Linked DNA regions of Homo sapiens: region 1 is linked to region 2. Evidence: chromatin loops called from intact Hi-C (ENCODE). Cell type or tissue: uterus. All regions are shown on one strand. Links, peaks and the distances in the headings refer to the core of each region. The heading gives the core; the rest is flanking DNA. Region 1 overlaps KANSL1 (KAT8 regulatory NSL complex subunit 1). Region 2 overlaps KANSL1 (KAT8 regulatory NSL complex subunit 1).

Region 1 (11,626 bases), core at 2,155-10,154, 71 kb before region 2:
AGCACAAAGATCTGAAAGGGGCTCAAATAGATTGTGGGCCTATGCCCCTCCCCATCTCCCATAGCTCCCTCTTTGCCACTATTCCCCTCCTTCAATTTCTACCTACTTGGCAGCCCTGAACTCCATCCTCTGATAATATACAAACAAGCCCATGAAGCAGTGACTATTGAATTCTAGAAGCTCTGGGGCACATGGACTGAGAATGCTCTCATCTCTTCCTGGCAATACTTTCTGTCTGAAATTTTGCTGACATTGTTGAGTAATTTACCTAGTAATATGCACAGGTTCCAAGCTTGCCCTTCTTTGCTCATTACTTTTTCTTAAGCAGGGGAAAGCAAGCTTCTATTTGAAGAGAGAGAATGAGAAGGTGGGGAAGATAAGAGGCATGTTTCAATACACTAGAGAACAACTCTCAACCGCTTTTTACATGCTCTCTTTCCAAGGGCACACCCTCTTTGTTCAAAAGGAGTCTTAAATTTCACAGAAGCATTTATCTGTACACACGACTTATCGGCAGCTACCAAGCTAGAGGCCCGTTAAGTTTTCTCTCCCTCAGCTAGCCTTACACCTTTAAAACTGCCTTTGAGTCAGAAGTCAGAATGAAGAGGTTAAAATAAAAAAAGAGGCATTTTTCTAGGCATTCCTCCTTAGGTCTTCCCTTTCTCTAACCCACTACTCTGTGGTATAAAAACAGTACCCACTTCCCTAACCCAGAAAATATTCCTTGATTTGCTCCATGACTCAAAAAAGGTTCACCCATGAATTCAGTCTCCAGTTCTTTTGCTCATAGGTTGGGTCCTTTTAGAACAACTTAGTTCAATAATATCTGTACTGTATTCAAGACCCAAGCAGATATATACTGGTTCTGTCAATAAACAATCATCCTGTTTGGAAATAAAGCAAAAAGACTATGTATCCTTGCAGTGTACCACTGGGACATTACCTAACAAGCCCACCCAGGAAACATCTGACTCTCCATAAATTATTTAACTTTGTTTTACCTACTATCTATAATTGATTAGGGCCCAGAAGTCTTACTGGATGTTTATTTTAGAACGCTGACAAGTTAAAGTTGGTTTGCATCTTGTTGAAAACAATGTCCAAAGTTACAGCTTTATTGTTCTATAGGATATTAATAACTTTTGTATGCTACTGAGTAATCATATTCCTGCATTCTTCCTTTTTATCTGGTATTAAAATACTGTTAACAGTTTGGCCACCATCATGATTCCCTTGTTATTCAGTAAATCACTATATATTTAGGAATTATGTCTAGGCTGGTGCAGTGGTTCACACCTGTAATCCCAGCAGTTTTGGAGGCCAAGGCCAGCGGATTGCTTGTGCTGAGGAGTTTGAGACCAGCCTGGGCAACTTGGTAAAACCCCATCTCTACAAACAATACAAAAATTAGCCAGACATGGTGGCACATGCCTGTAGTCCCAGCTACTTGGGAAGCTGAGGTGGGAGGATCACTTGAACCTGAGAGGTAGAGGCTGCAGTGAGCCAAGGTCGCACCACTGCACTCCAGCCTGGGTGACAGAATAAGACCCTGTCTAAAAAGATGGAAAGAAAGAGAGAAAAAGAAGAGAGAGGGGAGAGAGAGACAGAGAGAGAGAGAAAGAAAAAGAAAAGAATTATATCTAATGTTTTGAAACTATATTTTGACAATTCTAAAGACGCTGATTTTTTTGTTAATTCCAGCTGAGTTTCAGAAATGAGAATAAAAAAATTAAACATAACAGAAAATACCTCTGACATTATTATTTTTAAACTACAAGTCTTCAAATATATTTTTGGGTAATAAACAAGCACAGTCCAGGAGTTTGAGGCTGAAGTGAGCTATGATTGTGCGATTACACTCCAGCCTGGGTGACAGAGCAAGAGCCTGTCTTAAAAAAAAAAAAAAAAAAAAAAAAGGAATAAATACACCTACCTCCATTTGGGGAAAAAATTAACAAAATGGAAAACAGGCTGGTTACATGTGGGTATGAAAACCTACAGTTGCCCTCTGTCCCGGGCAACCTAATTTTTTTTTTTAAGCAAAACTGAGAAAAGTCACTTTCCTAAAATTTAAAACAAAACAAAACAAAAAAACCTGGGGAACAAACAAGCAAAGTTAAATACTGCCTTCTTATACAGAAAAACTTTGCCTGGCAATTGACATACGCACAGCTTTGCAAATATTTGGCATTTTAAAAATTTAAGTCAATAGCTTTTAAGAAACATATGCTCTGCGCCCATTCTACTAATAATAAACAATGGAAATGTATTGTCCCTGCTCCCCCCACCCCACCCCCCAACCCCTGTCTTCTCTTAATACTTTCTGAACGCTTTTCAGAAAGCATGGATATATTCATAAAGGGTAGATAATTCACGAAAACAGGGAAGGGGTAATCTCTCCTTGACAAAATAGTGACAGTGTATACTTAGTTGTTTTCATTATTTATTTTACTCAATCCAAAAAGCATTCTATTGCACAATGTTGAAACTAGTATGGCCAACACAAAGGGAAAGATGGTCTTGACCTTCAAGAATCTTACAATTTAATACACACACAGGAATCTTACAATTTAACACACAAGTAAATGAATGAAGGGTAGGGAAAGGACCAAGCTCCTAAAGAGTGTGTGTGTACAAGTGAATCTGTATAAACTGTCTCACAATCACTGTGGATTTTTTAAGACAATGAGGATTAGTAACACAATGGAGGACTGTTATGCCCTGTCCTTCAGAAGTGCTGAGGTAAGAGAAAACATGACTACAGGGAGATTACTCAAAAAAGTTTGGAATCCCTAAATTCTATATACAAATATATAAGTATCTACATAGAACTTACTCCCCTATCACATATGCCTCATGTTTCATGTTTCCTGTACCCATACCACCAATGTATCTATGTTTCCTTTCTCACTTAACAATTTTTACCCTGATTAGACCATTCACTAAAAGTTTCATTAATAACTTAAAAAAGATCTGTAAACAGCATGCAATGAACTTATATTATAGACTTAAATAGTGGCAAAACTTGGCATTCTGCTCTTTAATTTATTCAAAACTACTTTCCAGTTAAGAACTATCAATCTTCTAGTGTCTTCACATTTATCTCTAGCAACAGTGGCTGGCTTTCAAAATTAGGTGAGAGATCTTTCCAAGATCTAAACATCTCCAATATCTGCCTCAGAGAAAATTTAGTTTCCACCACATCATGCGTTCCTGCTAACAATGATTAAAATAAATAAAAGAACTATAAGGTTGGTTTATTTGCGGATACAAGAACAGCTTGCTTAACTCACCATTTAAAAAGCCATCACTTCACACTAGCTTTATTATCTGAAGCATAATCAAAATAATAAACTACGGTTGTGGGACTTTGGAATTTCTAATTAAGTTATGGAGACTTAAATCAAGAAATATGAATATTCATAAAACCCAGTAACCTTTTAGGCAAAGTAAAAAAGTGAAAAGAACAAGTGCTCTTGGAATTCAGAAAGAAAATTAACTATGGTATTGAGAGAAACCAGGAAAGAGAAGGAATCACAGTAGAGCTAGGATACAGAAGGAAACAGAAAATGACAGTTTAATGCTCATTATAGAATAACAGTGAATCACCCACAGAGACCATTTTCAGTGTTCTTGTGAATTTAACCTCTAGTCTAACCTTTTAATGAAAAGGCTATAATATATTAGAGTGGCCCAGAAAGGTGACCTTATGTCTCAGGTGTCAGAGCCACACCCAGGTCTCCTGATTCCCAATGATACTCCCTAAAGCCTTACTTGCTCTGGCTGTAGTGTTTTGAGAATTGGAGCTGCTTTTAATCCTATGGTCAGCTACACAGCTGCAGGATGGGCCCTAGATTCCCTATTCAGGAATTCAGATCTTAAAACACCAAAAGTGATAAAAGTAGATACAGTTCCCCTTCTTCAGCCAATGCAAGGATCCTAGTTACAGAGAAAAAACGGTGTGCCAAGACAACACCCTTAATTCTCACGCATTTCCCCCTTTCTATCTTTTATACTTACCAATTTATCAGTCCCATGATCTGTCTTCACCTCAGAACTAAGTGGAAGAAATAAGTCTGTTGTATGCTCTGGGGGAGGTACCTCCCCAAGAACTATCAACCCCTGCAGGATAGAGAGGAGAAAAATAGCATAAGTGAGCAGTATAAACTTCAAATTTAATTTAGGAGTTAAGTCTCAAAAGGACTGTTGGTGTACTAGAGGCCCCCTCTTCCTCACCCTATGGTTCAGAAACAAACTACAGCAGCAGCAGCTTTGTTTTCCCAAAGAGCTATTTCAACAAGCAGCAGACCCAGGCTCCCCTCTCTGCCACTTGACTGCTCTGACCTACATGGCTCATCAGCCATTTAGCATCTTTATTCATATCTTTCAGATATGAAATCTTTACCAGATTATGGCATTTATACCATATTACTAGACTCCACTAGATTAACAGCAGCAATGCAGTTTTTGTAGCCAACAAATGCAGTTTATGACTTACTAAGCTGAAAATGCTACTATTCTTAATCATGTACTCCACCAACTATACCTGCACAAACAAAACTGAATGAAACAAATGTGGAACAGTCCCCTACAATTTATGAGAAACCAAGAGCTTCTTAAAAGCTGGCCCAAAGGAACCTGCTTTTTTCATAAGCATAAATATTACTTCAGATTAAGTTCCTGCTTGACAATTTCAAATTCAGACCTTTGGAAATTCATTCCAGGAAACAATTTACATAAAAAGAAATTAAAAATGAACCCACAAGTCCTCCCCATTGTACATATAATGAGCCAGGATGGGTAAAGGCAGAAGGTATCTTATTATTAAAAAAACAAAATACTACATATGAATCCCACCATGTATACCAGAAGAGGTGACAAAAATAAGGCTATGACACTATATAACCGAAAGACTGGGATGCAAGTGATCAGGGTTCCCAATCTCTTTCTCTGGTCTAAAAAATAGAGATCTAACTAGATTAAGAAGCTCTTAATGGAAATTTATTATCAGAATCACCTGGGGAACCTTATCAAACTATACTGGCTTAGGTCCAACATCTACTCAGTACCTCTGGGGGTGGGGCCAGGTAGTCTACCTTTTTATGGGGGAAGGGAGGCAGGACATGGTGGGTACATGGAGGTGGGTGTCTCTCTCCTCCCCCACCCCGCCAACCCCACTATGTTACCGAGGCTGATCTCAAACTCCTGGGCTCCAGCAATCCTCCCACCTCAGCCTCTGGAGTAGCTGGGATGACAGGTGCCTACCACCATGCCCAGAGGTGGATATTCTACTATTCTTTAAAAGCTCCCCTGGTAAGTCCTAAACTTGTAAAGTTGAAAAACACTAGACTTGATTAGTTTGGGCTCAAAGAACATCCTAAAGTATAGATTTGGGGGACTAGGGATTGTGACTATTAGTCTTAGCTCTCTAGGCCATACGACAGACTCTTATGAGCCACTAAACCAGATGATCCATCCCTGGGGTCCTTGTAACTAAAAAACCAATATGAAATACAAGCTGCAGAAAAGGGGAAAACATTAAGAAAGAAAAATGGAATTTTATTTCAGTTTTTAAAAAAGAAGTATGTATCTCTTTTTCTCTTGAAGCAAAAGAAGCACTGCCTCCCTATTCTGGAATATGACTACACTTAGCCCGTATCAAAAATGAATTGGAGGGTCCCGGAATGGCGGCTCACACCTGTAATCCCAGCACTTTGGGAAGCTGAGGCGGGTGGATCACCTGAGGTCGTCAGGAGTTCAAGATCAGCCTGGCCAACATGGTGAAACCCCATCTTTACTAAAAATACAAAAATTGCCCAGGCGTCGTGGCACATGCCCATAGTCCCAGCTACTCGGAAGGCTGAAGAAGGAGAATCGCTTGAACTCAGGAGGCAGAGGTTGCAATGAGCCAAGATCACACCATTGCACACCAGCCTGGGCGACAGACCAAGGCTCTATCTCCAACAACAACAACAACAACAACAAAAATGAATTGGAGGCTGGGTGTGGTAGATCACACCTGTAATCCTAGCACTTGGGGAGGTTGAGGTTAGGAGTGCGAGACCAGCCTGGCCGACACAGTGAAACAACGTCTCCAGTAAAAATACAAAAAATAGCTGGGCGTGGTGGTGAGCCCCTGTAATCCCAGCTACTTGGGAGGCTGAGGCAGGAGAATCGCTTGAACCTGGGAGGTGTAGGTTGCAGTGAGCCAAGACTGTGCCATTGCACTCCAGTCTGGGCAACGAGAGCGAAACTCCACCTCAAAATTTTAAAAATTAAAAAAAAAAAAAAAAAAAAAAAAAAAGAATTGGAGTCTCCTCAGAAACAAGAGAAAGGCCATTAACTAGTAAGCAAGAAACATTAACCCTAGCCTTTAAAATGAGGTTTCTCTGGTTAAAGAACTTCTGCTTCAAAATATTTTCTTCCCTAAATCAAAAGCATAAGATATACCTTACAAACTTTATCACATCCAAATAAAAACTATTTGCAAAAGACAGTTATCTTGTACACCACTGCCTTCTCAAAACGTTGTATTCAACAGATATTCCCTACTTAAGGGCCCAAACTGTCTTCCTGCTTCCTGTACAAAGCATGCCAAAAATCATTTTATTATTCAAATTTTCCCATAACCGGTTCCTAAGAACTTTTTTAAAGATCAATTTCCAACTACTTTCCCCAAATATTTGTTAGTGTTATACCAATCTCATCATCTCCTAGACAAATGTTTCAATGAATGTGAAGCTGTTGCTGCTGCTGGAGGTAAGGGTTATTAGTCAGTAGAAGGTTAAAAAAAACTGAATTAAAGGTTAACACATGAGCTGTTCATCTTTATTTATACTCATTTTTATATTTTATCAGTCCAAATTGCCGTTCGTCCTTCCAAAGAGATTTTCAACAAGTCCCACCTCCTTCCAAGAAAATGTCCCGGGTTAATGAGTTCCTACTTGCTTTATCCACACTGCCAGACCTCCTAAAGCACGGTGATTGTATCTTACTTTCTGTGTATTTAAATCTCATTTCCAGAGCATTCATAATCTTATGCCACATTATTTATTTCACTTATTATTGCCTCAGTTTCTTGTTTGTTGAGACAGGGTCAAGCTCTGTCACCTGTGCTGGAGTGCAGTGGTGTGGTCACGAATCACTGTAACCTCCCCCTCCCGGGCTCAAGTGATCCTCCCACCTCAACCCCATAAATAGCTGGGATAACAGGTGCATGCCACCACATCCAGCTAATTTTTGTATTTTTTTGGTAGAGATGGGGTTTCACCAAGTTGCTCAGGCTGGTCTCGAACTCTTGGACTCAAGTAATGCACTTGCCTCAAACTCCCAAAGTGCTGGGATAACAGGTGCAAGCCACCACACCCAGCTAATTGTTCTATTTTTTGGTAGAGATGGACTTTCACCATGTTGCCAAGGCTCGTCTCAAACTCCTAGACTCAAGCAATCCACCTGCCTCGGCCTCTCAAAGTGCTGGGATTACATGTGCAAGCCGCTGCACCCAGCCTTTAATTGTTAACTAATGTTAGTTTATTGAAGATGTGGACAAAATACAAATATATTTAAATGACCCATGTCCCTTAGCAGAGTCATACACCAAGAAAATAAATGCATAGCAAATATTTGTTGAGTTGTATAATTTTTTTCCTAACAGGAAAATATTAACTTTATAATAATTATAGCCAGAAGATAAATAAATCTAACAATTAGATATAAAATTACTCCTTCAATTTTTCTTTTTCAGTTATATGAAAGTAAGGACGCAGTCAGTATTTTCCAAAGGGAAGAATTTTTCCTTAAACTACAGAATAATTTCTAAATACAACCCTCAGATAGATTATGAAGACATCTCCTAAGAGAGTATAATAAAACTTGGTAGGGACCATCTATTCATCGACATAATTTTATAGACCCACAGAGGATGTAGGTCAAAGCTTATGTCTCTACAGGCCAATACATGGCAGAACTGGGGCAAAAGTCTGCATCTAACTAATATTTCATTCCTCTTTTGTTCAGTTAATTAAATCATTTATCCGCTCATCAGCATTTGTTAGGTACTAAGGATACAAGAAAAAATGAGAGACCTATCCCTCTCCCCTAACCCATCCTTCAAAGTGCTTATTACGTTCTAATACTGCGGCAAAGAAAAACAATGTAAATAGGTAAATGTTATGTACTACATTAGAAGGTATTAAATGCTAGAGAGAACAAAATATAGGATAGTGAGGGGATTAAGAAGTGGAAATGGTGGGGTTGGTCGTGACGGCTCATGCCTGTAATTCCAGCACTTTGGGAAGCCAATGGAGGAGGACTGCTTGAGGCCAGGAGTTCAGGACCAGCCTGGGCGACGTGGCAAAACCCTGTCTCCACAAAAACAATAATAATAAAAATTAGCCTGGTGTAATATCACACCTGTAGTTCCAGATATTCAGGAGGATCACTTAAGCCCAGGAGAGAGAGAGAGATACAAGTGGGAGGGGGTACTACAGGCGCATACCACCACGCCTGGCTAGTTTTTTGTATTTTTAGTAGAGAAGGGGTTTCACCATGTTGCCAAGGCTGGTTGCAAACTCTTGGGGCCAAGAGATCTACCCGCCCTGGCCTCCCAAAGTGCCGGGTTGCAGGCATGAGCCACTGTGCCCCTGCTTGAATGTTTATTTGAAGACAGAATCAACCAGCTATGCCAATGTGCTTACAAGATAGGAGGGAAAAGAGTCAGAGACACTGCCAAGGTTTCTAGCTTCCACAACCAGAAGAATGGAACTCTTCTTCATTTGTTCAGAGGACATTTGAATACACATTAGTTTTAATTAAACCTATTTTTGAAAATATGTGCTCAAGTGTTACACTGAAGCAACCAACAATCATCCATACACTGTCCATTGCCCCCAAGATATGTAAGTTCACTATGGCATTCAAAACCAAACACTGGATCCTCTAATTTAATACTGTACCTCACACCAAAAAGGATGAAAACAGCTAAAAAGAGGCTGAGCAAATAAAAAGCATCCAAGTAGGTAAGAGTCATTCATGCAGGTAGCATCTATTGAGTGGCTACCACGTGCAAGGTAGTGTGAAAACACAGTAATAAAATAAAAACAGATTCTACCATAAGGAGCTTATGTTCATCTAGCCTTGAACAGACAAAGAGACAAAGTATTATGACAGTACTATAACAGAAGTTGAGAGAAGGTGATGTCAGAGCAGAAAAGAGCCTAACTGAAGAGACTGATGAAAGTGAGGCTTTACAGAGGAGGTCTACATAATTACTTAACATTCCCCAAAATATATTTAATATATTTTGAGCTATACTTATTCATTAACTATACACTTAATGACTTTGCCCTTTTCTGTATACAATGTTTCATATGCCACAATAACACTTATTTCGGATAAAGTTTACTCATGTTTAATAACCATGAAAAGAAAGGTTAGCATTAGCTGAGAAAACTTCATAATGTTCTACTCCACACCTGTCATGCTACCCCAACATGGGCTTCCCTAACATTCCAGGTTTAAACTGGGTCAGTGTTGAATAGCTGTGCCATTAGCCTGGTGGCAATAAACTTAGGGCTGCTGTACTATGAAATAGCAACCGGTAGAAGCCGAAGAAAAAGGTCAAGAGTCTCCTTTTCCTTCGCCATGTCCCGAGTCAGAGCCAGGATCATGCTTAGGCTGCACAGGCCTAGAAAACTCCAAGAGTGAAGCAAGCTTCTGCTTTACACAAGGACCAAAGGAACTGGAATGGGTCACAGTTACATGCAGCCTTAATACCTCCTAAGTGACTCCTCTGTGGATGAACCCTCTCTCAACTGTATTTGCAATACAGCTAACAGGCAATTTCACATACTTCCTTACATCACTCTATCAGGTCAATCTTCCCTATGCATCTCAAGACAAACCAGTGACCCCACTGCAGACCAGTTCCACAAGAATCACCCTGGGCTACCTGGAAAAGATAAGTTGTCTAAAGTGCTTTAAAAAACCCTATTAAGATGAGAACTTCAACAGCTTTATGAAAATTTTGAAGAGAAAGGTGTTATAAGCTTCTGCAGTTCCCATTCAACTCCTTCCCTATTCAAAAGTTTCAATGCTCTTCCACCTCCCATCCTCAATAACATTTCCATCCTCAGCTACAGCTGTGTAATCTCAAAGAGTAGTCAGAAGAGGAGATTTTAAAAAACAACGTAAGAGTCAAGCCAGTGCTTCTGGGAGGCCAAGGCAAGGAGGATCACTTGAGGTCAAGAGTTTGAGACCAGCCTGGACAACACAGCGAGACCCCATCCTTTAAAATAAAAAAAACCCTTTAACAATTAGCTAAGCATGGTGGGACTTGCCTATGGTCCCAGCTACTTGTACTTGCAAGGCTAAGGTAGGAGGATAGCTTGAGCCCAGGAGTTTCAGGTTACAAAGAACTATGATCTGGCCATTGCACCTCAGCCTGGGCAACAGAGCAAGACCCTGCCTCTTAAAAACTGCTTAGTCCCTATTCTTTCCCCTCATTTACCAGGTGTGAAATTTCAACAAACATGTTTCAGTGAAATGATGAAAAGGACACAACAGCAAAGTATGTTAGAAAAAAAATGCTTTGGAATCAGATAAAAAGTCCTGAGTTTAAATTTAGCTCTGCCTTTTACAAGCCTCTGAAGATTTATTCTGATCATTAAACGAACATACATGAGTAAACCTTTAATTAGTATACACTCAAGGTACGTATATTGTTTTCGTTTCTCCTTCTAAAGCATGGAAGAGTTTCTTTTTAAAAAACAAGCTGACAAACTATGAAAATTAAAAGAGTACAACAGCATGCAGAAGTAGTACAGAGGAGTTCCTAGAAGTTATATTCTTTCTCCAGAGAGCAATATTATTCCCAAAAGGGACTCTACTCACTTCACAGCTTGGAAGGTAATACCTACCTTCTGACAGAACAGAAACTGGTGTCTGGATCCTAGAATCACCTAGCAGTAGTCACAAATACTTTTTTTTTTTTTGGTAATACGCCACTTAAATAAAATTAATGTTAATAAGCAACAAAGTAAATCCTTAAAAAGAAAAGCCCCACCATCCCTCCAATCTCCCACCCGAAGACAAATTATAACTCAACAGCCTATCACCAAGATTCAGCCTATCACCTAGGTTCATCTCAAAAAAAAAAAAAAGACCTGTGCAACCCAGGAAGTGCTGGGAAATCTTGGTGCAGCATGGAAAATATGAACACCAACCCACTTAACCAAAACACATAGGAAAAACTTTCTTCCATTTCAGTAACTAAAAAAAAAACCCAAGCACTTAAAGTGATTACTAACTTGAGCAATAGCTCTGCACTCACTTGGATGTGTAACCATGAACAAACTACTTGACTGCTCTGATCTTCCATTGTTTATCTTGAAAATCGTGAATGAGAGTAAAATGCTTAGCACAGTGCCTGACATATCACAAGTGCTCAAAAACTTCTATTAATTATAGTGTTACATAAAGACTAAATGCATGTGAATATATCATTGGGGGAAAATTCCATGGCTTGTTAGAGCAAGTTGAATATTGTCTCTTCCAAATTTATGTTCACCCAGAACCTGTGAATATGACCTTGTTTAGAAAAAGGGTCTTTGCAGATGTAATCAAGTTA
Region 2 (11,626 bases), core at 2,093-10,092:
TGGCATGATCTTGGCTCACTGCAAGCTCCACCTCCCGGGTTCACGCCATTCTCCTGCCTCAGCCTCCCAAGTAGCTGGGACTACAGGCGCCCACCACTGCGCCCAGCTGATTTTTTGTATTTTTAGTAGAGACGGTGTTTCACGTGTTAGCCAGGATGGTCTCGATCTCCTGACCTTGTGATCCGCCCGTCTCGGCCTCCCAAAGTGCTGGGATTACAGGCGTAAGCCACTGCGCCCAGCCTGCCTCTTTTTTTCTACTAGGGCTATCACAATTCTGGCCTTCATTTCATTTGACAGGAAGGCATGGGTTTATACCCTAACCAGAACAACAATGAACAGGATTTCTGCCTCCACTCCTCTAATCCAGGGGTTGGCAAACTTTTTCTGTAAAGGGCCAGATGGCAAATATTTAGGCTTTGCAGGCCACACAGTCTCCGTCTCAACTACACAACTCTTGCCATTATAGTACTAAAGCAGCCACAGACAATATTCAAGTGAATGAGTATGACTGTGTTCCAATAAAACTTTACTTACAAAAACTTGCCTTAGACTGCATTTGGCATACAGGGCATAGTCTGTTGATTGTGCTAATCCAACCAACTAATATCAACTTTCCTAAATTCCATCACAGATCATGTGATTTCTGATTTAAAAGTCACTTTCCTTGGCTGGGCACGGTGGCTCACGCCTGTAATGCCAGCACTTTGGGAGGCCATGGCGGGTGGATCACGAGGTCAGGAGATCGAGACCATCCTGGCTAGTAGTAGAGATGATGAAACCCCGTCTCTACTAAAAATACAAAAAAAAAAAAAATTAGCCGGGTGTGGTGGCGGGCGCCTGTAATCCCAGCTACTCGGGAGGCTGAGGCAGGAGAATGGTGTGAACCCAGGAGGTGGAGCTTGCAGTGAGCTGAGATCGCACCACTGCACCCCAGCCTGGGCAACAGTGCGAGACTCCATCTCAAAAATAAATAAATAAATAAAAAATAAAAGTCACTTTCCTTACCAAAAAAAAAAAAAAAATAGAACTTAACATTCCTTGGCCTGATACTCAAAGGCTTCCTCCATGAGTATAATCTTCATTAACCTTGGTCATTTCCTTTTTCTCATACTAGATTCCAAATTGTATTCCATGATTGTGGCTGCTTATACTGCTCTAATTCCAAACCTTTGCTCAATTTGTATACAGAATGTCCTTTCTTCTTTCCCTCTAAACACCTACATCTCCCTTGCTTCCCACACTACCACCTAGAACTAAAATCCATCTATCCTCTAAGAAGTCTCCTTCCCTTTACCCAGAAATTCTTCTTCAGCAGAACTTCTATGGCACTTAATCTGTATCTTTTCTGACAATGATTGCTTTGTATCTTTTACCACAGTGAATTATATCTTAGATCCCCTAAGCCTGTGGGCAGAATTTATTTACAAGTCATCTCTGTATTTCCCACAGCACTTTACAATCAAGAGATAAAAAAACAGGTATTATTGTTTCAAAGAAAATATTCCTACAACTAAATTCCTTTACATAACATAGCACTGTTAATAAGACCAAGACACACTTATTCTGTATTAAAATGTTACCTAAAAACTAATGACACTGGCTCAACAAATTAAGCCTTCAAAAATTAGTCTCCATCTTATTACCCAGAGGGCAGCATGGCAAAGTGGGAAAAGGAAAAAAGGACAAGATTGACATCCTGATTCTGCCATTGTTGTTAAATTTCTGCTTCCTTATCTTGTGAAACAGATGTTACCACTGCCTACCTGGGAAAACTAGGAATAACGACTACAGTAAATTATTATGCATTATGGCTTTTATAAACAGAAATTTAAGAACAGCTAAGTTAACTGCAAGATCCCTATTCTGTCAAAAAAAAAAAAAAAAAACACGAGTATCTTGTGTTCAGCATTATGAATATAAAGAATAAAGACATGAGCAGTCTCATAACATAGACAAGTTCAGTCTACTGTAGATCCTTTCACAGAGAAGTAATACAACATACTGAGTGCTAACCTTCCAGCTATTTCTAAAAAGATGGAAGTCCAAGGTTATTTCTAAATTATTTTAAGCATAAAGCTAAATATTTAAGAATGAGTTATAACTGAGTTTCTACCAAATTAAAACAACGATGCTTACAACAGCTTACAGGGCTCCTGATCTCACCTTCTACCACTCATTCTATACCTGGATCAGCATGCATGCTCCTGCCACCCCGGGCTTACTGATGAAAATCCAACAAACCGGGCTCAGTCCCATCTTAGGGCCTTTGCAAGTGTTCTCTACACCTTGAATGCTCTTCCTCAAGATCTTCACAGGTCTTGCTCACACACTTCATACAGATCTCATTCAAACTGTCACCTCCTCAGAGAGGCTTTCCCTGACCACCCTATTAATATAGACATCTCTCTCCCATAACCATCACTTTCAATCTCCTTAGGCTCTTTCCTTTTTATATCTCTTTATAGCACTTGTTAACTAGCCTTCGGTCATTATTTACTTATCTGTCTTCCCTAGTAGGATAAAACTCCCTGAAAACTGTAATATCTTATTGGCTGCTGTACTCCTTGTAACTAAAATCATGCCTGGAACACACTGAGTACTTGATACATATTAATTTTTAAATTGATGAATAACATTTGTGAGTGACGAGGAATATTCATCATTGCAACTTACATAATTTCTTAAACCAGCTGCTTACAATTAAATCTAGCATGTTGAGGCTACTCCTAGAACAGGGGTTCTTAATTTGGGGCTTTAGGGAATCATTAATACCCATGTTTCTGGAAGGAAAATCTACAGCTTTTCTTTAAATGGTCCCTAATCTGAAAAACATCCTAGACCAGTGATTTATGACTCTGGCTACATCATGGAATCTCCTGGTGAATTTTAAACATACAGATGCTTGGATCCCATCCCAGAGGGTGTATTTTTTCTCATCTGTGGTACAACCACAGGACTTCTAAAAAATTACCCAGGTGATTCTAGTGTATAGCAAAAGTTGAGAACCATGCAATTTGAACACAACAAATGTTAACTGGGTGAGAGTCCTCAAAGGTACTTACAGTGGGAAGAAAACAAAAATTGAAAACTATGAATTTTGAGGGAATTGGCATTGCTGGCAAACAGATCAATACACAAGTTCCTGAATAATTCTGTATCATAAAAACATTTTAAACAAAAACTAGTAGCTCTACCTCCACTTAAATACTAACCTGACATTGAGATTCTAGAGCTTACTCCCAGAACACAAATAACACCTTTCACTTAAAACAACGTATTTCAGACAAACATTCACTTCTTAATAACTTACTTATAAAAACCTAAAACTATCAAGAAAACAACAGAATACTTTTTGAAGACGAATCAGCTATATTACAACTATGAAGCTCTTTGTAGTTTTATTCCTAAAAATGCCTTTGAAGCAACACATTTCCACCAATTAATGTCCTCATTTAGCCTCAACTGTTACACAGGATGACAGGCCCTGAATTTAGGTGAAACTAATACTGACAATAGACACAAAGGGGGGGGGGGGATTTCAGAGATTTATTTAGATCATGTCAAAAGGGTTTGAAAAGAGCAGGTGTCAGACTGACACAGGTGGTAAATTGTTTTCTTTTTGAAGTCAAACAAGCAAACATTGAGTAATAAGCGAATTCACTGATACCAACCGAGGGTTTCATAAGTTACTGGTTTTTATACCTTCATCCAAGTAGCCCTTTTAAAAAAGGGATTAGCAAGATAGAGAGCAAAACAACAAAATGTTAAGTATTTGTAAAATAAATAAATCCAGATGCTTAAATCCACAGTGATAAATAATTTTAAATTATTCCTGGATACTTAGAATCACGATGAAACTCATTCCATCTATCCCTTTCTTTCTTTATTCTTGGCTGTATGGAGATACCTGCTGACACAGAAGCACCAGGTCATGAGCACATCTGACATAAAACATTACAAACTTAAAGCAGTATTTTTTAAAATCTAAAGGGCTTAGGGAAGACAGCCATGCTCCTAGCTATGAAGCCTCTGTGGCTTGACTTCCTGGTCATATCACAAGGATTTTTTTTTAAAGTATTATTCAGTTCCCTTGTTGAGTAAGTTAATTTACTAGGAAAGTGCAAACAAAGACATACATGCAGGTACGCAGCTCATCAACGCATTTTAGTTGTGGGGAAAGATCAGGCTTAGGAGACACGAATAATTATAAAACTATTAGAGCTGGAAGAGCCCTCTTTAAATTTCCCTTCTAGAAAGATGGGCACAAGGAAATCCTTAGCTTTCTATGTCGTTTTACTCGGTAAAATAGTACACTCTTATTAGTAACTTTATCTTTTATCAAAAGCCTGTGGAAATAAATGTTCTGGGATTAACTAGTAAATATATAAATAAAGCCACAGAAACATATTCCCAAAATGTGGGCTGGAAATGAAAACAGAACAGCATGGGATACAAAACCCCACTGGCTGTTTACAAAATGTTTCGTGTACATGACTTTTATGTAATAGGAACAGAACACTAGTATAGGAAATGAAGACTACATGGAAGGGCTGGCTACTTGGAGGTGACGGAGTTAAAGATTTCATGAACCATCAAAAGACCAGGTCATTTATACACTAGATTATCAAACCAGAAAAAGTCTGAGTCCCCTCATTCCATTACATTTGAAGAAATGAGAAGCACCAAAAAAATAAAGTATCAATACAAAGAAGAGAGAGAAACTAAGACAATCTGACCCTGAAGGAATCGCAATGTGGAGGGAAAACCCAGCCCTAGGAGTTAATTGTCTAAGTCAGGTAAGAAAAGAGTGAAAAAGTTGAACAGCACAACAGACTATTTCATGAACACCAGATGCCTCGATATGTAAGGGCTTTAAATAAAGAGAAAACACTCTCCTCATGAGCTGCTGCTTCAGTGCCTAGTTCTTCACTCAACTATACCCCCCTCTAAATCAGATGCAGCATTTTGAAATCGACCTCACTCCCTTAACCACACTTAATTTTTGGAGTAGAGGTTAATGAACACACCAGGATAAAACGATGTCTAGTTTGGCAGGAGTGGGAGTACAAAAGTAAGGGGAAAAAGACAAGAAAGAACAAAGCACTGGTTCGCACACCTCTCTCCACCCCAGTTAAGCTGTGGAAAGCTGACTGGCATATCCACATGCTTAAATTATACGTTACTGGCAATGAGGGAAGTGGGGAAATGCTAACATTCTGATTTGTCCCTTGACAAATGAGGGAGGATATTCCCCCCTCAGGGTTGCACTTTAAGAATTTCTACTTGCAATGCTCACTGCAGCCTCGACCTCCCAGGCTCAAGTGATCCTCCCATCTCAGCTTCCCGAGTAGCTGGGACTACAGGTGTGAACCACAACATCTAGCTCATTTCTTGTGGTTTATTGTACAGATGGGCGTCACCACGTTGCCCAGGCTGGTCTCGAACTCCTTGAGCTCAAGTGATCCCCCTGCCTCAGCATCCCAAAGCACTGGGATTACAGGCCTAAGCCACCGTGCCCGGGCTCTCACCACAATTATAAAAAGAGAGAGAATGAAGGGAAGGGTAGAATTTCCTCTTTAAAAGTGGTCTGACTCACCAAACCATCTTCACTGCAAAGCCTTAAACAGTACCAGAATACAGGAAAAGGATATTGTATGCTTTTCTTAGAGCTGGGACAAAGAAATGAGAGGGTGTGGTGGGGGGAAGGAGTAAACAATCAGAGCATAAGTAACCCATATTATACATGGTTTATATGATGCCATCTCCAGGTTTAATCTTTCCCTTTTATTATTTTATGATTATTTTAATGGAGATGGGGTCTTGCTATGTTGACCACACTGGCCTCAAAGTCCTGGCCTCCTAAAGTACTGGGATTACAAGGTATAAGCCACCACGAGCAGCCTAATCTCTCAATTTTAGTTTCCTTACCATAAAACAGACACAATGCTTACTATACAATTAAAATATGCTATAAAATAGTAAGTGAAATAACTATACTAAAAGGCATTCCTGGCATTCAGAAAAGTTGATGGTAGCATCCTTTCCCCCTCAAAGATAGGTACAGGAGGCCCTAATCCAATAGTTCTCAGCCAGGGATTTTTTTTTTTTTTTTTTTTTTTTTGAGATGGAGTCTTGCTCTATTGCCCAGGCTGTAGTGTTGCCATCTCGGCTCACAGCAACCTCCACCTCCCGGGTTCAAGCGATTCTCCTGCCTCAACTTCCCAAGTAGCTGGGACTACAGGCGTGTGCGACCATGCCCAGCTAATTTTTCTATTTTTAGTAGAGACAGGATTTCGCCATGTTGGCCAGGCTGGTCTCGAACTCCCGGCCTCAAATGATTCGCCCACCTCGGCCTCCCAAAGTGCTGAGATTACAGGTGTGAACCGCTGCTCCCAGCCTTGGGGATTATTTTGACCTTACCCCAACCCCCAAAAGGGCACATATAATAAAGTCTGGAAAAATTTTGTTGTCTCAACTAGGGTGAGGGAAGGTCCTACTGGCATTTAGGGGGTAGAGGCCAGAGACGCCATCAGGCATTCTTACAGTGCACAGAATAGCTTCCCATGACAAATAATTATTAGTCCCAAAAGGTTAATGGTGCCTCTGTTAAGAAAACCTGCCTAAAAAACATTCATTTTTGGAAAAACCACATAAACACAGAAGAGGAGCATAACACTCTAGTTCCTACAGTCTATTAAAAAAAAAAACTATTTAAAAGATATTACAGGCTAAGTGCAGTGGCTCACACCTATAATACCAACACTTTGGGAGGCTGACACAGGAGGATTACTTAAGCCCAGGAGTCTTCGGCTGTAGTAAGCTATGATCACGCCACTGCACCCCAACCTGGGTGATAGAGTGAAACCCTATCTCTCAAAAGAAAACATACTCTAAGAACAATCCTTTCTTGTGATAGCTATTACTCAAATGACAAAAGCTGGGGGAAATACCTTGTAAATATCAGAAAAAAACTTCTCCTCCTAAGTAGTTTAAAAATATGCAGATAGGCGGGCACAGTGGCTCACACTTGTAATCCCAACACTTTTGGGAGGCCAAGGTGGGCGGATCACCTGAGGTCAAAAGTTCAAGACCAGCCTGACCAACATGGTGAAACCCCATCTCTACTAGAAATACAAAATTAGCCGGGCATGGTAGTTCATGCCTGTAATCCCAGCCACTTGGAAGGCTGAGGCAAGAGAATCCCTTGAACCCAGGAGGCAGAGGTTGCAGTGAGCCGAGATGGCACCACTGTACTCCAGCCTGGGCGACAGACCGAGATTCTGTCTCAAAAAAACATTAACAAAGAATACTCCAGATCATCCAGAAAGTCAGTATCTGATAGTGTTTATATGGAGAACTCCTGCACTGGAATGTAAACTCCTAACCCTAGATCCATCTCTTCTCAGGTCTTCCTATCACCTCAGCCTACAGCAGTCAATCCTTCCCTCTAACCACTCCCTCCTCCTAAGATTTCAGCATTTAATGCCTGTACCATGTATCTAATACTTAGTACACAATGCCTAATTCTTGTTTTTTAATTTTTATTTAAAATACTAAAACGAAACAGAGACGGGGTCTCGCTATGATGCCTATTCTGGTCTAGAACTCCCGGGCTCAAGGGATCCTCCCAAGGAACTCGGCCCACAATGTCTAATTCTAATGCTTCCTCTTTTACTTGAAAGTGGAGGGGAAGGCTGGGAGCAGTGGCTCACACCTGAAATCCCAGCTACTCAGGAGGCTGAGGCAGGAGAATCGCTTGAACCAGGGAGGTGGAGGTTGCACTGAGCTGAGATCACACCACTGTACGCCAGCCTGGGTGACAGAGTGAGACTCTATCTCCAAAAAAAAAAAAAAAAATCAGTCACATAAATTACTCATTGAAGACAGGAACCAAGTTTTCAATTCTTCTTAAGTGTTTTCATCATTCCTGATCTAACCACCAGAGAAGTGTTTCCTTGCCCTTTGGTGGCAAGGTTAATCTTGGTGATAAATGATCCTGAAAGGCTAGTCTCCAAATAATTAGAACCTTGAAAATGTTTATATTTTTCTCTGCTCGGAAAATTCTGGAACCCCTTTTCTAGGACTGCCACAAGGACACTTCTGACTATCCTCAATGATGACACATTTTAGTTTCCATTCAGATTACCAATTATGGTAACTCCCCTGATCACTGTTTAAGTACTACTTATTAAAGGAACAAACATTAAGCTATTGCTCTTGGAAGGCCAGCCTGCTAGGAAACACCCAAGAGCAATTCTGTACCTTATCCTTCCCTAAATTAGTCAGCCAATCTTACCATTCAAGGATGAAATTAAAGGCATTTATCTCATCTAGTAATACCATCAGTAAACCATGGAAGCTTAAATAATCTAACATTGCTTTGGACATTATGGAAATGACAACCTCAGCACCTAATAAAATGTAAAACCAAATATATACATATCATGTCAATGTCTTGAATGTACAATTACCTTGAAAATTTCAAAGTCACCTCACATTTCTCAACTCTTGGACCTGAGACCTGCTTACTATCAAGTTATCATTGAGAACAAATTAAGAATTCTCAATTGAGAGGTCACCTGTTGCACTAAGCAAACCGCCTGCAAATACTAAATTAGCTTTTCTACTTACACTATCAAGTCAAATTACTTCTGGTAATGCTTGAGTGTATTTGCATGAGATCAATTTCATATACAGTTGGGCAGAAGCAAAATGAGTCTTAAGCAAGCTTCATTCTGTTTTCATCTTACAAAGAAAAGACTGGCCTGTCCTCCCAGCCTTTTGAATAAGGATCTTGAAAAATTCACTACGCACAGGGTGTGCCCAAAGAATACTTGCTGGAAAAATATGCTGGGAGAGTGCCAATTTAAAAAGAAAAACATTTTCGCCCAGTTGGAAATCTAGAGAAAGAATAGTTGTAGCAATTCAGCTAAAAACTCTCAAGACCTGAAGAAAATTTTAGAAAAACCCCAGATCTTTTTGTTATTGGAGTAAAATTCTATGAAAGGCAACTAAATGAATCAATGAAGTATTCAACTATGCTAATTTTATGCACCTAAAAAGCAGTAACTGAAATTCTGCCTTTGACATTTGACGGTGCAAAAAGCACTAAGTACCTTATTTGTTCTACATAAATGAACTTTATAATCTGCAATAGTTTTTAAATCAACTGTTTCTGGGAAATAATGAAAGCATTTTATTTTCCTTTTTAAAAAAGCAAGAATAACAAAACTTCTTTATTGTTTTGCTTTTTGGGAGGAGGGGTTGGGGGAATTGGGATAAATTTTTGTTTTCCATTAGAGACTTTTTTTTTTTTTTTTGAGACAGTCTCGCTCAGTCGCCCAGCTGGAGTGCGGTGGCACGATCGATCTCGGCTCACTGCAACATCTGCCTCCCAGGTTCAAGTGATTCTTGCACCTCAGCCTTCCAAGTAGCTGGGATTACGGGCATGTGTCACCATGCCCAGCCAATTTTTGTATTTTTTGTTTTGTTTGTTTTTGAGACTGAGTCTCGCTCTATCGCCCAGGCTGGAGTGCAGTGGAGCAATCTCAGCTCACTGTAACCTCCACCACCTGGGTTCAAGTGATTCTCCTGCCTCAGCGTCCCGAGTAGCTGGGATTACAGGTGCCCGCCACCACACCCGGTTCATTTTTGTATTTTTAGTAGAGACGAGGTTTCACCATGTTGGCAAGGCTGGTCTCAAACTCCTGACCTCAAGCGATCTGCCTGCCTTGGCCTCACAAAGTGCTGGGATTACAGGCATAAGCCACCACACCCGGCCAAGAGACTTATTTCTGAAGCATAACACTCCAGCAATAGCTTGATTAAGCTAAAAAGATACCCATCTGTTACAGGCCTTTGTCTTCAGTCTCTCACTACAACACCCACCCCTTTCCAGGTCCACTCAGAACCTTACGCTCAGATTTTTTTTTCACTGCAATAAGTGAACACAACAAAAAATTACAGTTACTACAGGGACACACTGGTCCCAGGTTGCCTCATGAGAAAAGCAGGTGAGTAGGCCTGCTGGAGCTTTGCACTAACTCTATGGACCCTGTGGAAACTGCATGCAATGCAGGCTACATGGAGGGTCACCGGGCTGCTCACTATACCTCAGCAAAGCAAAAGGCCTGCCTATGCCTATGACAACAGCCTTTCCCATCACAGCCTGGTCCCACCACAAAACAACAAGCAATATTCTTCCAAAAAGTACAGTCCTAATTTTAAAAGTGAGGAACTCGAGCCTAGGTAGACAAAATGTAACAATTCTTAACAGTTGTCCAGAATTCTTTCTACTCTCTTACTCCCCTTTTAGTACTAATACCACAAATGCTAAGAAAAATAACCTCTAGTTCATCCTTCAAGTTTTCTGGTACTTGCCAAATCAATAAAAATAACATGTGAAATGTTAATCACAAACCACCTACTCAGACACTGAAATGACACAAATACAGACTAAGTAGATGAAAACCAATCAGGATAGTCCTCAACTATTCTTTCAATATCCTTTCAAGTTCTATGGTAACTAGATTTACCAGCAAGAGTTTTCTTGAGGAAAATACTAAACACAAAGCACATGCTTACAATTCACCTGTAAGCACAAGTTAAGAATAATGGAGAAAGAACATAAAATACCTTCATAACTCAAAAGAGCTCCTTTTCCAGCAACTGGGGAAATAGTTGTTTGGGGCTTTTCCACATAAGATATAAATCATCCCTTTCGAATGTCAAAAATGTTTAATTTAGCCATTTGATGGGGAAAAACCTTTAATAGTTCACTTCTCTAGAGTGTTTATTACAGTAAAGGAAAACTATTTAAACTTCCCACCATCCCTCCTGGTCAATGCTGGTGTCCACCCACGTACTGTGTGGTCAGAGAGCTGTCTAAAGGAGTTACAGCAAACAGCAAAGCTATGTGCCTTCAGGTTGCTCCATTTCTCAAAATAGAATCTTTTTTCTGCCCTCTCTCTATCAGTTCCAGGAGTTATCTTCTATTCAGAAGATAGAACATGTATGACCACAAGCAAATTATTTAACATATCTATAGTCTTGGGTCTCAACTGTAAAACAGGGTATCATCATCATATGGAAGATTTAAAGACAACAAACCTAAACCACCTAACATACAGAAAGGTGTGATCAATAAATACTAATTCCTTTCTTTTCTTCCTTTTTTAAAAAAAATAACTTCAACCACTTCCTAGATGTTAGTCTGCCCTAGCAAAATGTCCCTCCTCTACCCATCCAACTTTTTTTAAGACAAGGTCTCACTCTGCTGCTCACGCTGGAGTGCGGTGGTGCAATCTCGACTCACTGCAACCTCTACCTCCCAGGCTCAAAGCAATCCTCCTACCTCAGCCTCCCGTGTAAGCTGGGACTATAGGCGCATGCCACCACGCCTGGCTACTTTTTTTTGTAGAGAAGGGGTTTCGCCATGTTACCCAGGCTGCTCTAGAACTCCTGGGCTCAAGAGATCTGCCCGCCTTGGCCTCCCCAAGTGCTGGAATTACAGGAGAGAGGCATCACGCCCATATAACCCATCCAACTTCTACTCCACAAAAGAAAATGAGTAATTTTCTTTTACTCATATTGTAGGCTTAAGGATGTATCTGGTTAAGATACATAT

The links. Peaks named below come from ENCODE experiments on the same cell type or tissue, not always from the same donor. Only the 100,000 strongest peaks of a DNase experiment are listed, where the experiment ranks them.
Region 1: it touches region 2 in a loop (2.4-fold over the local background); 3 of 110 quality-filtered maps call a loop at or near these places.

The regions. Positions count from the first base shown.
Region 1 is chr17:46,078,421-46,090,046 of GRCh38, forward strand. KANSL1 (KAT8 regulatory NSL complex subunit 1) reads right to left here. Exons shown (of 15, transcript NM_015443.4): 4 at 4,021-4,122. Among named protein-coding and RNA genes, the nearest start is that of STH, 85 kb to the left of the region's middle. In uterus, for the core only: no CTCF peak of the experiment used is centred there; no DNase peak of the experiment used is centred there.
Region 2 is chr17:46,149,060-46,160,685 of GRCh38, forward strand. The region is part of intron 2 of KANSL1 (KAT8 regulatory NSL complex subunit 1); the gene reads right to left. LOC107985027 (a long non-coding RNA gene) reads right to left here. Exons shown (of 2, transcript XR_001752923.1): 2 at 1,869-3,907. Among named protein-coding and RNA genes, the nearest start is that of KANSL1, 39 kb to the right of the region's middle. RefSeq lists enhancers at 1-49, 50-549. In uterus, for the core only: no CTCF peak of the experiment used is centred there; no DNase peak of the experiment used is centred there; H3K27ac peaks cover 1,138 bases.